Linked DNA regions of Homo sapiens: region 1 is linked to region 2. A link is a contact called in ENCODE Hi-C or POLR2A ChIA-PET data. All regions are on one chromosome and are shown on one strand. Each heading gives the region's core, a stretch centred on a gene start or an enhancer-like site at or near the end of the contact. The rest is flanking DNA. Distances are from core to core; before and after follow the strand shown. Region 1 holds the start of GAR1-DT (GAR1 divergent transcript). Region 2 holds the start of UBE2D3 (ubiquitin conjugating enzyme E2 D3).

Region 1 (4,530 bases), core at 242-2,741, 7.0 Mb after region 2:
GCCAGGCTGGTCTTGAACTCCTGACCACAGGTGATCTGCCTGCCTCAGCCTCCCAAAATGCTGGGATTACAGGCGTCAGCCACAGCACCTGGCCTGATCTGTGCTTCTACAAGTTTTGGATTTCTGAGAAAGAAGAGCAGCTTGACATTTTTAAGAAAGTAATAAACATTTTGACATACTTTAAAACTTCTTGTTCAAGCAAGCTTTTTCTCACTAAGTTTTAAGAGTAAAGACAAAAATCATCTCATTTCAGTTGAAAATGCAATCTGTGTGTGACAATCTCAAGTTCAATTCAGAATTGAGCAAATACACAGCAAAAGATAAGCAAAGGTTTCATACTAAATAGGTAATTTTCATTTTTTGTTTCAAAAATAATACACTTATATAGGCCCATAAAAAGACCAACATTCGTTAAAATCAAATTGCAGCATTTACTAAACTAAAAGAAAAAGAACAAGTAAAGTTTCCTCTCTCACTTATTTTGTTTTTTGTTTGTTTTGAGACCAAGCCTTGCTCTGTCGTCCAGGCTGGAGTGCAGTGGCGTGATCTCGGCTCACGGCAACCTCCGCCTCCCGGGTTCAAGCGATTCTCCTGCCTCAGCCTCCCGAGTAGCTGCGATTACAGGCGTGTGCCACCATGCCCGGCTGATTTTTGTATTTTTAGTAGAGAAGGGGTTTCACCGTATTGGCCAGGCTGGTCTCGAACTCCTGATCTCAAGTGATCCATCTGCCTTGGCCTCCCAAAGTGCTGGGATTACAGGCGTGAGCCACCACGCCCCGCCTACAAAGGTATTTTAAAATCCCATTTACAATAACCCTCTGAATTAGATAGGTACCAAGTTCCACCCTCTTCTAAACACGAGATCAAATATCAAGGTAAGGTCTCAGAGGGTTTGGGTGTAAAAGACTCCAACCAAATTTAATAAATGGGAAGTCATTACCTTTATTTGTGAGAGAAGCTTTGGAGAATGTGGGGGAAGCTGATGTCAAATATAAAGGGCTTAAAGAGAGAAGAGGGAGAGGAGCTTTCAGCACAGTCCAGTTCACAGCCCGTCGGTGCTCAAAACATACTTGAATACCTGGTACAAAAGATAAAAATGATGGTTTGGTTTTCTATAAGACAGCATAGTTTCTTTAAAATTACACACACACATGCATTGCTTTTCTTCCTTTAATTAGTTGAGACCATAGGACAAAAGAAGAGGCATAGTTGAGCGCGTAATGGTGCGAAAATCAAAAGGTTGGGAAGAAACAAGAAACTCAGATAAACGCTTCCGTCGGCTGTGACAGGTTCTGAGGCGCCCAGATCTACTGGACATAGCGCGGCTCAGAAGCCTCAGAGACCTGTCCGCACAGTTCCTGAAGTTAGCAACAAATTAGTGAGTGCTGTTGCGGGCCATTTTGCAGCCAGAGAAGCAAATGCGCAAATGCGCCCAGCCAGTCAGCACGGACTTCAAGAACCAACTTCATTCCTTGCAAGGTGCTTTAGTTCTGGCCGTTAGGGCGGCAACCAAACAGAAACCTGCCCCGCCTCTGGGAGAGAAGGCGGATCCCTAACGCCAGCTATCTCCAAGAGCAACATTGCCGCAGCACTTCCGGGACGTCGTGCTGCAAAGGACGCCGCTGTTATACGTCACTTCCACGGCTCAGCGTCAGGCAAGTTGGCCTCTCTGTTGTAAATTAGTGGTTAAGGTTATCTATTATTGCCACTTTTCCAGCGCTAAAGGCTGTTTTGGAACCAGTGTTGCTTGTTCCGCGGGTGATTGGCTTTTTTTTTTGGCAAACCAGTTATTCAAGTTTCTGGTCTTTAAAAAACTCTGTGGCGGTACGGTAACCGAGGAGGTTCCAGCGCGGCGGAAGTACCCCGCGGGTGGGTGTGTGCGCAAGGCCAGGGCCAGAGGGGCACGTGGCGCCGGTGAGTGGCCGTAGAAGCCGGAGGATTTGAAAATGCTGGACGTGGAACCCAACTGCCGGAGGGAGGGAGGAAGGAAGGGGATGCGGTGCGAAGACCTTGCTGTCTGTAGGGGGAGGAGATACTAATCATGGGGCGGCAAGGGTGGTGTGTGGTCGGTCGGCGCTCACGAGACCATGGAGAAGTAAACTCTTCACCCATCAGGTTGGTGGTCACTGGCTGTCTGACCGTGGGTGAGGTGACAGGGCTGCTTTTGTCTCCTTTATGGTGTTCTCACCGCAGCTCCGAGGGGTTGGAGTATACTCAGAGGCTACAGTGATCAGAAGACATAGGTCGTTTTTTTTTCATCAGGGAGGAGAGAGAATGTCTTTTCGAGGCGGAGGTCGTGGAGGCTTTAATCGAGGTGGTGGAGGTGGCGGCTTCAACCGAGGTGGCAGCAGCAACCACTTCCGAGGTGGAGGCGGCGGTGGAGGCGGCGGCAATTTCAGAGGCGGCGGCAGGGGAGGATTTGGACGAGGGGGTGGCCGCGGAGGCTTTAACAAAGGCCAAGACCAAGGACCTCCAGAACGTGTAGTCTGTATGCAGTCTTCAGTATTTAGCTTATTTGAAGGAGTAGGTGTGGGTTGGGGGTTTGTGTTGTTAGGCAGCAAGTTTGGGATACACAAGCCTGTGTGGAGAATGTAGCATGTAAGGGTGGAGTGGGGAGATCAAGAAAGCTGAGGGATACTTAGAATGCATCTTGGAGGTGGAACTTGAGGGTTGACAGGAAGATATTAAATAGGTAATCGTGAGTACTTATGCCTAATTCCCCGATTTTACAGATGAGAAAACTATGATTTAGAGTTAAGTTTTTTTGCTGGGGTCATAAGGTTAGTGATAAGTGATCAATTAGTGATATAGCTGAAATACAGGCTGGGTGCGGTGGCTCACGCCTGTAATCCCAACACTTTGGGAAGCTAAGACGGGAGGATCTTTTGAAGCCGGGAGTTAGAGACCAGCCTGGATAATAAAGCAGGAGACCCTGTCTGTACAGAAAAGAAAGAAATACAAAGCCAAGTATTCTGACTCCAAAGCCCATGCTTTCTGTTACTACTCAAAAGTAGATAAGTGAGAAAACAATTTGCTTGAGAGGGAAACTGCCAGAGAGGAAATCTAGAAAAACACCTATTTAGGGTAGTTTTAGAGTAATTAACAATGAGATGGGAATGGAAGTCACAGAAAGTGAAACTTACTACATTAAAGAGGAGAGAGGGTGAGTAGTGTCTAACTAAGAATGGCTTGGATGAGTATGCAGGATGGTTTGAAAGGAGCAGTTTCTAGAATAAAAGGTCCCAGCCCACAAGCTGTTGTACCAGTCCATACATGAGACCTTGAGAGCCTGAATCAGGATGGTGACAGTGAGGAAAAAAAAGGAAGGGTTAGATAGGAGAGAGATTTCAAAGGAAACAAAATCGGTAGAACTTAGCTAATGCTGATAATAAAGGGTTCCAGGTTTTGAGCTTGGGTGATAGGAATGAAGACTTGGTTTTGCAGGAATGTGGTATTTTAGTTTGGGGTGACAGTCTAGTTAGAAATAAAGGTAGTTATTTTGAGATTCCAGATGTCCTTGAAAACAATGAATCATTGTTAAAGAGGTGGTAGTGGGAATGGAAAAGTTCTAAGGCAAGAGAAAAAAAAAAAGAATGAAGGCTGATTCTGTTAGGCATTGAAGAAAAGGGAGAACCAAGAGAATGAAGCAGAGTTTTGAATCAGATAATAAGTTGTAATAACATAACTGTTACAGGTTGAATGGTGTCAGTGTGCCAGGCACTGTTCTAAGCACTTGACATTTGTTATTCCATTGAGTGCTTACATTACTGTATATTAGGTATAGCTATACATTATATGTTATTAGTGCATACTAAAAATGAGACACTGAATTAGAGAGAGGGTGGGTAACTTCTCCTAGGTCAAATAGCTAGTGTGTTGTGGAGTTGGTATACCAGCCCAGGAAGTCCTAAGACTGTGGTCTTCTGCCTCAGAGGAGAGCAGTTATGGTGAAGTCCCAGGTAGCCAAAAAGAAAGCTTCCAGAAGCAGTTGGTCAGTATCGTTTGAAATAGTTCTATGTTTTAACATTTTCTTGTCCTGTTTCAGTATTAGGAGAGTTCCTGCATCCCTGTGAAGATGACATAGTTTGTAAATGTACCACAGATGAAAATAAGGTGCCTTATTTCAATGCTCCTGTTTACTTAGAAAACAAAGAACAAATTGGAAAAGTGGATGAAATATTTGGACAACTCAGAGATTTTGTATCCTTTTTCATTGGAAGGCCTGATAATATTCAAAGGTTGCTATTTGCATTTTTCTGAGGAGGCAGTTAAGTATAAATTAAAGTTGTTGCTTCATTAAATTAGACAGGATTGCTACAGATTGGACCATGAAGGAGAATCAAGGGGAGAATGTATTCATCCATAGATATTAAAATGACAGACCCTAGAACGGTGACTTTTTTTTTGGAAAATTCTATTAATGATGGCCATTTGGATAAGTACTACAGGATTAAGTTGGCTGATTTGGATGTAGTGGTGCCACTGGAAATGTAGAATTAGAAGTTGTTTGGTGCCCCCACTACTCTGGAA
Region 2 (5,045 bases), core at 1,106-3,605:
TTTAAAAAAGTAATCTATTAAAACCAAAGTTTCTAACACTCACCGACACTCCACAATTTTTCTAGTAAGGCTGAATTTATTCCATGACATTTTTTTCAAGTTAGCTGTAAACACTCCACCCTCTTCGATTGTGCAACAACCAAACACATCACACAAATACAAGTCACAAAAAAGGGAAATACAGTTTAAGAGTTTGAATTTAGGTAAGTTTTGAGCAGAGGATCTTAGAGCAGTGCACAACGCGATATAAAAGTTAACATTTAACAAATCATATTAATTCACATTATTACGAAAGGAGATGCCGGAAAGAGCCTGAACCAGTTAAAGCAGCCGCCATCTTAAAATGCGGGATAGAAGTTAGAGCAAGAAAATGAGACTAAACCACCGGAGGTGGAGGTTCCGCTCACTCCCAGAGCTCCGAAAAATCCTAGTTTTTTTTCAACTTAAATCGATAATATACTATCAAACCACATTTCAAGTAACGAAACAAGGGTGTTATTAAATAGAATGAGGCAAAAATAGGTACATTAGCTTTCCCTTACTGCCATCGCACCCCTTATCCACCCCCACTCTCCAGCCAAAAGGAAAAGGGAGCTTCCAGAATGCCTTTTACATCAGTTCCCGGTGTCCCTCGGATAAATAGCTTCGGGTGAAAAGCTGCAACTACAAAATACAGGAAGTGGCAACACTGTGTCATTCCATCTCCTCCCAAACCCACTTATTCGGTGTAACCTGCCCAGAGTCGACTAAGAGTTTCTACTAGACTCACTGACTGACCTTCAATACGCAAGACTTCTTCTACCCGACCCTCAGTCAAGTTCGGGACTCGCCAGATTTTTTTTCTCTCCTCCGAGTTTTCTTTCTTACCCCTAGAAGGCCTAGATAACCTTGATCTCACAACTAAACTAAGTTTTCAAGCACCAAGAATAGGAAGCGCCATGACATCTGCTGGAGCGTCTCTCCGCAATTCGGACCCCCAAAAAAACTCCTTCTTAAGCAGCAAAAAAATAAAATAATAAAGGCGCCTTAAGTCACTCTCCTCCACCCCTAATTTGCACCGATTCCACTGAAGCACTCAGGATAACACCTCACTTGCCACAAGTGTTCTCCGTTTCCTAGCTTTAAACTTCATTTCTTCAAGAAGTATATCTGCGTTCTCCATCCCCCCATGGAAGAAGTGATCCAAGAGGTATTTTCAGAATTATGCTTCCTTCCCACCCCCACGCTTTCCTCTTGGCCCGAGCCTTCCTTTTCTCCTACCACCCCATGCCCTTGTCCCCGCGGGTTACCTTATTAATCCGTTTCAGCGCCATAGTGTGTGCTTGTCGTCTGGCTCCTCACTCTCTCGGTGTATGCTCAAAGGTCCGGCCAAAACTCTTGATTATCCCGGCGGCGGGGCAGGATTGTCTCGTCTCACACCAGCTCTGCCAGACACAGGCGCCTTTTGCAAAAACGGAGCAGATCAGCACTCGCACAGGCCCCGAAGAGCCCCTGATGAATCCAGGTCCCTTAAGACAGCCGCGATCCGGGGTGGGTGGGGTGGCGTGGCAAAGCCACCAACAGCCTCTGTACCGTGCTTTCGGCCCGAAGTGGGGGCGAGGGTGACGGGAAGAGCGGAGGTGGTGGCTACAAGTTTAACTTCCCGGCCTCTAGAAAGGAAGAGACCCGGGTGGGAGAGGAAGAGGCGTAGGAGAAAGGGGTGGGTGCGGGGCAGGGTCCGGAGCCCAGCAGAGGAGGAGCCGGGGCCTAGTCGGCGCTATACCGGCGTCACTAGGGCAAAGAAAGGCAAGGGGGGAGGGGGAAGCATAAGACTCCGGACGGACGCCGGGCTGCTTTCGGTTTCTGTCCAAAGGTGCGGCCGGGAAAAGGAAGGAAATAAAGGAAGGGAGACTTGATGTGTATTGCTATCCTCGCAGCGAGCTATTCTGTGTCACCCCTGACGCCACCGTACACTCACTCCGCCTTCCAGCGCGCTCCCGCGCGCGCCCGCCCAGCCACCTCCACCACGCGCCCGCGCTGTCCCTGAGGCTCCGGCTTAGGCGCGAGGACGCGCCCATTCCCCCTCCTCCTCCAGCAGGAGAGGCCGCGGCTTCCCCAACCTTCCCACCCTAACCCACCGCACCCAATAGGCTGGCCGCTCAAGCCGCCCAGGTCCCGCACTGCCCCTCTTACCCGGCCGGCCACTGGGCCGGCCTCCCTTCCCTGCCCTAGCCGTCCACACCCACGCGTACAGAGGGGCCGGGGCCTCCCTCAAGCTGCGGCCTCGGCCTCCTCCCCGCGCGGCAGCTGGTGCCTCCCCGGCCCTACGGGGCTCACGCGCACGACACAGCCACAAGATGTCCGCTCTGACGGAACTACTGCCAGCTGCCACGCTCCGCCCCTCCCCCTCCTCCTGCCTCTTCACCGCCGCGGATCAGTCCGCCAACGCCGCCGTCCCGAGCACAAGACCGATGTGAGGCCGAAGCCAGACGGCTTGCTTCCCACGTCCGGGGCCGAGTGAATACGTGTCAAGCCCTTTTCCTTCTTCTCGGAACAGCACCTTCTTACTAAACAGATCGGAGATTGGACCAGGAGGGCGGGGGAGGGAGGAGGATCATGAGCTGGGGGGAGGGTGAACGAGTGGCGGAAACCCTTAGGCTCAGAGAAGCATCGAGAACCGGAAGGAGACCATGGGAGGAAGGTAAAGGAAGCAGCCGCTGCGCGATCCAGCCCCACGCCCCTCCCCACAGCGTCCCCCAGTTTCCTCACTTGGTATCGAGGAGACGACTCTCGCGAGAACTTCGTGGCTGGCTAACCGAAGCGGTAGCTCTGCAATGACTTAAGAGCAGTTTTGTGCGCTTTTCCTGACGGGGTTCCGCCTCCAAAATGCATAAGTTCTCGCGAGACGCAGTAAGGCACCGGCTCGAACTGGGGCGGGCCACTGCCAGGAAAGCAACGCCCCTGAATGCTTATGCCGGTGGTTGGTAGAGGAAATGGAATTCCCCAGACTGGTAAGAGCGCGCGCAGACACAGCCTTGTCTCACGCGCCCAATCAGGAGCGTGTGGTGGGAGGTGCCAAGGATTAATTACCAGATACCTTTAGTCTAGCTCGGGCCGGGATTTTGAGGTTTCCGGTGGAGCAGGTGAGCAGTATTTACTCGCCTGCCCTCCTGGGCTGGTTATGCTGTGGGAGGAGGCGCCCCTCGAGATGGGAATAGTAGTTTTAAATAGACCCAGGTTGGCCGCTCATCAGCGCTCCCACGTGCTGAAGTCTAGTGCACGTCTGACCCTAAGGGAGCAATACTGAGAACAGCAGGGAGCAGGCTGAGTCAAGCTCAATTGAGTGGATGGGGCTAGGACAGAGAGAGTTAGGGGCAGGGTTTTCACTGGTCTCCGTAATCAGTCGCTGCCGTCCGCCAAGGTGTAGATGTGGGAACAAGCTTAAATTCTCAAACTTTAGCTTCTGTTGCTGTGTTTCAGTTCTTGAGCCAGAAAGTGTTGAGACTAATTAGTTAATTAGGTAGAGTTTAGAGTCAGAAAAACAATACAATACTTCCTGAAATATCCAAGTTGGGAGGTGGGATTTACCTCAGTAGGATTGGCCTGTTTTAGTCAAGGGTTTAAAGTATGGAGACGGCAGTTATGCTCTCTAGTGTATCCTTCAGGCAAAAGAAAGACCTTAATTTTTATGAGGAATTTAAAAGTGGGTAAGCACTGACCAGCTTAAGGTTTTTTAACATTCCTTAATGACCCCAGTTACCGAAGTGGAGATCTTCAATTACTTGGAAAAATAAACTTGTTTTAAAAATACACTTAATTTGAAAACTGTTGCAGAAAGTTTTACCTAATAAAAACTTAACACGTCAACAATGATGAATATAAGTAGTCTAATGTATACTGTTCAAGTGACCATGTAGTGTCACTAGTGAAGCAGTGCTTCTCAAACTAGTGTCCATAGGAACCACCTGGGGTTTTGTTGAAAATGCGACTTTGATTTGGTAGGGCAGTGGTGGAGCCTGAGAGCCTACATTTCTAACTAGCTCCCAGGTGATACAGATTTTTCTCGTCTGAACCACCCCGTGAGTAGCAAAGCACTGAAGTGCTTACCTCATGGCCTAACTGCTCATGAGGCTCACCTCAGTAACACCTCTGGCCCCTCCCTCCTCCCTGAATAATCTGTGTTCTCTCTCATAGCTAGCCAGATATACTAAAAGCACAGGACTAGGCATGAAGATGGAGGGAGGAACCCAGATTAGTTATTGCTTCCCATTTGCTTGATATTGGCCTGGTTAGTTATCTTCTAACCCCGTTTCTTCACCGCTAAAGTAAGTAATAATGACTGTCCTTTCTCACAGGGTGATTGTGTGGTTAAAGTGTCATAATATATGTGAAAGGACACTGGAGACTCTACAGTGCTGTATAAATGTCAGTTATTAAAGTAACCAGTCAGACATTAACTGGCCATAGTGTGAAACAAATGTATAGTAGTAATAGTGGCCACGCCTGTAATCCCAGCACTTTGGGAGGCTGAGACGGGTGGATCATATGAGATCAGGAGTTCGAGACCAGCCTGGCCAAAACAGTGAAACCCCATCTCTACTAAAAATACAAAAAATTAGCTGGGCGTAGTGGCGGGCGCCTGTAATCCCAGCTGCTTGGGAGGCTGAGGCCGGAGAATCGCTTGAGCCTGGAAGGCGGAGGTTGCGGTGGGCCAAGATCACTGCGACAGAGTGAGACCCTGTCTCAAAAAAAAACAAGAACAAAAAACAAAACTAATATATATGGAGTTCTAGATTATCCATGCTTATAAAGGCAAGTGATTGTGTAATCACAAACTCATTATTGTTAGGCAGTGAAGTAAATTCATTGGTTGATTGGGCTTTCTGTTTACAAGTTTGTATTTGCATAAGTGGACTTACATTTCTGCTTATATTTTGCCATGGTTAAAATCAAAAGAAACATAGCCTAGAAGCATTTTGATGCCTTAGGATAAAGCAGGCTAAGATTAAGTTAAATTTTAAAACATTATTCATGTACCTGTTGTTACAGAGAGCCCACTTTACAGT

The links. A loop is a pair of places that touch in the nucleus more often than their neighbours do. ChIA-PET counts read pairs that join two places held with the same protein, here RNA polymerase II (POLR2A). Pooled maps may share reads with other maps.
Region 1: a map of naive thymus-derived CD4-positive, alpha-beta T cell shows a loop between it and region 2 (14-fold over the local background). The contact joins the promoter of GAR1-DT here to the promoter of UBE2D3 in region 2. A Hi-C loop is called at or near these places in 1 of 168 maps with a recorded cell type or tissue (naive thymus-derived CD4-positive, alpha-beta T cell) and 6 of 50 pooled maps. POLR2A ChIA-PET finds 5 or more read pairs at or near these places in 1 of 52 experiments (CD4-positive, alpha-beta T cell).

The regions. Positions count from the first base shown.
Region 1 is chr4:109,813,891-109,818,420 of GRCh38, forward strand. GAR1-DT (GAR1 divergent transcript) reads right to left here and starts at 1,492. Exons shown (of 2, transcript NR_186620.1): 1 at 941-1,492. GAR1 (GAR1 ribonucleoprotein) reads left to right here and starts at 1,872. Exons shown (of 7, transcript NM_018983.4): 1 at 1,872-1,914; 2 at 2,263-2,488; 3 at 4,046-4,200. The coding sequence starts at 2,275. RefSeq lists enhancers at 1,248-1,347, 1,518-1,917, 1,928-1,977, 2,328-2,377, 2,548-2,617.
Region 2 is chr4:102,825,196-102,830,240 of GRCh38, forward strand. It overlaps UBE2D3 (ubiquitin conjugating enzyme E2 D3), which reads right to left and starts at 2,356. Exons shown (of 8, transcript NM_181891.3): 1 at 2,232-2,356; 2 at 1,290-1,441. The coding sequence starts at 1,313. UBE2D3-AS1 (UBE2D3 antisense RNA 1) reads left to right here and starts at 2,860. Exons shown (of 2, transcript NR_131186.1): 1 at 2,860-2,990. RefSeq lists enhancers at 3-1,202, 601-670, 1,785-2,346, 2,286-2,675, 2,347-2,908 and 2 more and silencers at 2,036-2,085, 2,106-2,235.